2 separate regions of the Homo sapiens genome follow, and region 2 is linked to region 1. The links are chromatin loops, found by intact Hi-C in ENCODE. Cell type or tissue: OCI-LY7. All regions are shown on one strand.

Region 1 (2,500 bases):
GGAAGCTCTCACCCCTCACCAAGCTCACCTCTCTCTAGCACACCTTACATCTGAGCTCCAGGATCTTGCCACTGCACTAGCCTAAGACGTCTTGGAATGCTGGCCCATGATTACCCCTGCTGCCTCTCCTGGAGCCCAGCACACAGCCTCAGCATCAGAGGACTTGCTCAGTGAAGAGTCACGGAATGCCTTTCAGTAGAGGAAGCCACATGCCAATCAGAGCAGCCAGAAAGGTCATCTGCGGGAGAAGTGAGAGTGGCCTGGAGGAGGCCCCCGACCCTGAAGGCCAACAGAAAGCATGTGGGGAGCCACTCCAGGGTTCTGGGCAAGGCAGCATTGTGTGGCATGTGTGGGTCTCCAGGACTCTTGGGGTGGGGACGGGGGCTGAGGCCAGCAGCAGGAGCACAGGTAGCACATGTCTGTGTTCCAAAGGACAGGTCCCTGAGGTTCCCCTGATTACTGTAAGGAGGCTGGGGAAAGAGTGTGCATGCACATACATATGCATACACAGGTCCACACACACGCAGAGAAGCACATGTGTACACACCTGTGCACGCACAAGGACACACACATGCATAGACAAATCACAGAAAAAAACCAGCTACAGACACATGAGTTCAGGCCACAGAAAGGTGCCCTTCCTCACACAAGTATAAGTGCATAGTGGGCAAGTGCCTGCAGGTGTGGACCCAGGGACACATGCCTGTGTGTACCCACCTGTGCACATGCACGTTCACACACACGAACACACACACACAGGTCCATAGGAGCCCTGGGTAAGGGCCTATTCCTTTGAGAACAGGCAGGAAGCCCAAGCCAGCTCTACATTGGATGGTGGTGCTATAAGTGGTGTCAGGGTGGTAGACAGAGGCCTCAGCCACATGGGCCTCCAACCCCAAGCAGACTTCAGCAGTGAGGGGCCACCCCAGAGTGGGTCCTGAGCTCACTGATTTGCTGAGGCTCAGATGAGCAGCCCGCCAGCCAGCTGCTTCCCCTCCTGAAATAGCAGCCCTAAATAAGTGACAGCCCACCTGGCTAAGGGTAGGGCCTGGCATGGCTGTCATCAACCCTGCCAGCAGGACAGGAAGGGGCAGGTGTGGGGCGGTGGGGTACAGGGGCTGGGCCTGACCCAACACCACCCAAACTGTGCTTCCCCGTCCACACACCGAGCAGCGCACACGTGCACACAAACACGTGGATGGATACACAGAGGCTGACAGGCACACTCACAGCACCCAACACACAGTGGAACACAGGCACTGAGTCACAGGCCCTCTCTGGGAGGCCCCGCACATCACTCAAACCCAGAACCACAGACACAGCACACACAGACATACCCCCGCCCCCGGAGAACACGCATGCACACACAGGCTGCCCTGCTCCATACAAACACAGGGCACATGCACATACATTCACACACAAGCATATCTGGACAGCTGCAGCCAAGCATACTGAACAGGCTACCTCAAGCACTCACACATGTGAACACAACAACAGAAGGCTCAGAAACACCCTGGCACATGCTGTGTAGACAAAGACACAACCAGCACACCAAGGCGTTCAGGACCAGACACACTTGCACACATTCACGCAAGTGCTCATGCACACATCCAGAGTGTCTGTGGCCTTTCTGACTCACAACCTCATCCCTGTCAGTAAGGATCCCCCGCTGGCCACCAGGGCCAGGGTCTGGTGTTTTGGCTGGCCAGCCATGGCCTGTGGCCAAGGCCTTCTTAACAAAGGCTCGGCATCAGACCAGATTCTCAGAACTGGTAGGTGACGGTGAGGAAGACAAGGTTCTTGGTGACACCTCCTCCTGCAGGCCTCCAGGCTCCACCAACAGCCAGAGCGGGGCCTGTGGGGGCTTCAGTGGCTCAGTGGGGGAGGAGTCCTGAGCCGTGGGGTGCTCGGCCTGGGGGACGGCAGGCCCTAGAACTCTGCTCCCCGCCCTTTTCAACATCATCCTCTCCCCTTCTCAGACTAAGCCAGCAAATGGCTGAGCCAGGGAAGCAAGAGAGGGGAAGAGGCCCTTGGAAGACAGGGCTGAGGGTGGGAAGCAGGCAGCGTGATTGGTAGGAAGGGGTGGCCACCTTGGCTGGGGACTGGGCCAAGGTGCTGCATAGGCAGAAGCCCAGAAGAGAAAGTTACTTAGGAAGATGAAATGACTCAGGGCAGCATCTCACCAGCAGCCATTTAAATGACTCAAAGCCTCATCGTGAAACTGCCACAATTTACCCAGACGGCAGCATTCCGCATGCCCACCGGAGAGGGAAAAACCCGCTAACTCCTTCCACGCTGGTGTGTGGGCAGCCAGGCTTCCCAGCTCCCAAGAAAACAGCTGCCCAGGGCCATGTCCACCCCACACCACTCTCGACCATCACATGCCATGGCCAAGCTGAATCCTTGCAAGGCTTCCAAAGAACTGAGAGAGGCGGACCCTGAGCCCAGCATCCTTGGGAAGGTGAGGGGAGCACAGAACAAAAGCCCCCGAGGTGCACAG
Region 2 (2,500 bases), 48 kb after region 1:
TAGTTGCATATAACAAAGAAAAAATTAGATTTACTGGGGGCATACTAAACCTTGTTACTGGTTGGGCATATAGTCAAAGAAGCCTGATGATGGCTGCTCTAAATTAAATGAGAGTTTCCTCCAACCCAACAACCAGCTGAGTCAGACCTTGCTGGGGATGGCTGCCTTAACCACCTACTGCCCAATATGAAGTAAAGGTGCGATGGAGAGAAAAACAGCATTTCGGAGAGTGGGTTGAGAAGCAGGCCAGCCACCACTTTCTCTAGATAGTCTAGGATTTATCCTTGGATCAAGCTGTGCACTTGAACTGCATCCTCGGCTCCTTGCGTAGTTTCACTCCCTAAACTGTGTTTCATCATCATGTCTTCAGGTGACATGGAGAAACAGACAGTACCAGACATGGTTTATGAAATCTGCTAGCCACTGGTTAGAAAGATGTTGCATTTATTTTCTTTCTTTCTTTTTTTTTTTTTTTTTTGAGATTTTGAGCCAGAGACTTACTCTGTCACCCAGGCTGGAGTGCAGGGACACAATCTTGGCTCACTGCAACCTCTGCCTCCCGGGTTCAAGTAAGTGTGTGCCACCATGCCCAGCTAATGTTGGTATTTTTAGTAGAGATGAGATTTTGCCATGTTGCCCAGGCTGGTCTCAAACTCCTGGCCTCAAGTGATCCACCCGCCTTGGCCTCCTAAAGTGCTAGGATTACAGGTGTGAGCCACTGCACGGCCAATGTTGCATTTCTTACAGCCTTTCACATAAAGCTCCAGATAAGAAAACATATTTTAAAATAAAGGGTTAATAAAAGCTGTTGTTTTTTTTTTTTTTTTTGTCCCAGAGGTACTAGGGTGACTTTTTCCCCATAGGAAAGATACAGTTTCCCTTTTCCCTTTGGCCACCAGGGAGCGTAGAGTCAAATGTTTGGCCCGATTATAGCAACTATTGGACATCATGACTTAACTATAGCATTTTAGTTTTGCTGCTAAGAAATATAAACTTTCTAGTTTATATTTTTCCTAGTATTAAATTATTTGAATGAAAAGTGAGCTATCATATTAAATGTAATTCATGTAAACAACTTTAAATCATTTTTGTGAAATGAAATGGAATAGTTACTATTTCATTCATTAAAAATTAAGCCCAGCCAATGGCCCAAATTATACTTTCAGACACTACTATGAAACATTATCAATGCCCTCCCAGGTCAATCCCATATTTCAGCTCAGTTGGCCTTGGACATGCATATCTTTCTTCAGCCTCCATGGTATCAGCCTCAAAAAGTGAAGATGTCTGAGCTTCTGGATCCGGAGGTGGTGGGGGTCTGTCTGGCCAAGTAGCTCCCAGCCTCTCCTTCCTGCCCCTGGCCCAAATGGCACTGCCACTCACTTTGTTTTCATCTGTACCCTTAAGTCAGCTTCTGGCTTTTCTGAGCACTGGCTACAAACCCATGTCTCTCCCCAAACTCATCTTGACCTCTCCTTAACTTGTCTTGCAACTTTTCCTTTGGTCCCCAAGACAGCCCCTTGGGTGGGTACTAGAGAGCCAGGCTGTCCTTCCTCTCTGCTGTCTCCATATTTACAAAGTCTGAGTCCAGCTCCATAACCTGCCACCCTGCTGGGCTGAAGGGGCCATCTCCCACCTCCTGTGCCCCCCTCGTCACCCCACAGGCTCCCCAGCTCCCACACTCTTCTGCTGGATGCTGCCCCACTGCAGAAAGAAGGGAGAGGAGGGAGGGGGCTGGGAATGGTTCCTGCCACCTGTTAGGAGCCCCAAAACGAACTTGAGGTAGTGGGGAGGAAGATGAAATACTCGAGGCAGCACTCGGCCCAATCTCTGCCTTGGCACCCCTCTTAGACACACGGACCCCAGAAAACATCAGGGCCTTGTAGACAAAGGAAGCCACCTTCTAAAAAAAACCCCACACATCAGAGGGCAGAAGAAAATGCAACAGGGCAGGAAGTCACATGCTTCTGTTTCGATCTAATCCCTGCTCCAGAGCCCACCCTCCGAGGGGGCTCGGACAAGCCACAGCACCTTCTCTGAGTCTCAATGTCCTTATCTATAAAGCAGAGATAATAATACCAGCCTATCTCACAGGAGGGTGTATCAAATGGAAAACTGCATAAAAGGGCTTTGAAAAGGATAAAGAATCACACAAAGAGGTAGGGAATTGTTACTGCAATTGTTCCCTCTGAGAGCTAAGTGACCCCAGAAGAACCAGGGAGAAATTGAGCTTCGGGTTGTGGAGGGCAGTGGGGGTCTGGGGTCTGATCAGCAGACTCCCAGCCCCCACTTTCCTGCCCCTTGCCCAAACGGAATCACCACTCACTTGGTTTTCATTTGTGCTCTTGAATCAACAGGCTTTAAGTCTTCACAGCAGGTCTTACGGGGACCATGGCAGGGAGGGACATCAGGTCCCTCCCCAAGCTTCATGCCTGGCATGCTATGGTCATAGCTGAACTCTGTGTTTGCGTATGTGTGTCCTCAAAAGCTGTCCAATGGA

The links. Peaks named below come from ENCODE experiments on the same cell type or tissue, not always from the same donor. Only the 100,000 strongest peaks of a DNase experiment are listed, where the experiment ranks them.
Region 2: a loop joins it to region 1, with 2.9 times the contacts of the local background. A loop is called at or near these places in 1 of 110 quality-filtered maps.

The regions. Positions count from the first base shown.
Region 1 is chr1:36,954,192-36,956,691 of GRCh38, forward strand. All of the region lies in intron 1 of GRIK3 (glutamate ionotropic receptor kainate type subunit 3), which reads right to left. Among named protein-coding and RNA genes, the nearest start is that of GRIK3, 79 kb to the right of the region's middle. In OCI-LY7, no CTCF peak of the experiment used is centred here; DNase peaks (open chromatin) are centred at 190 and 1,020; H3K4me3 peaks cover 1,914 bases; H3K27ac peaks cover 2,500 bases.
Region 2 is chr1:37,002,211-37,004,710 of GRCh38, forward strand. All of the region lies in intron 1 of GRIK3 (glutamate ionotropic receptor kainate type subunit 3), which reads right to left. Among named protein-coding and RNA genes, the nearest start is that of GRIK3, 31 kb to the right of the region's middle. In OCI-LY7, a CTCF peak has its summit at 946 (motif pointing right); a DNase peak (open chromatin) is centred at 1,941; H3K4me3 peaks cover 941 bases; H3K27ac peaks cover 1,922 bases.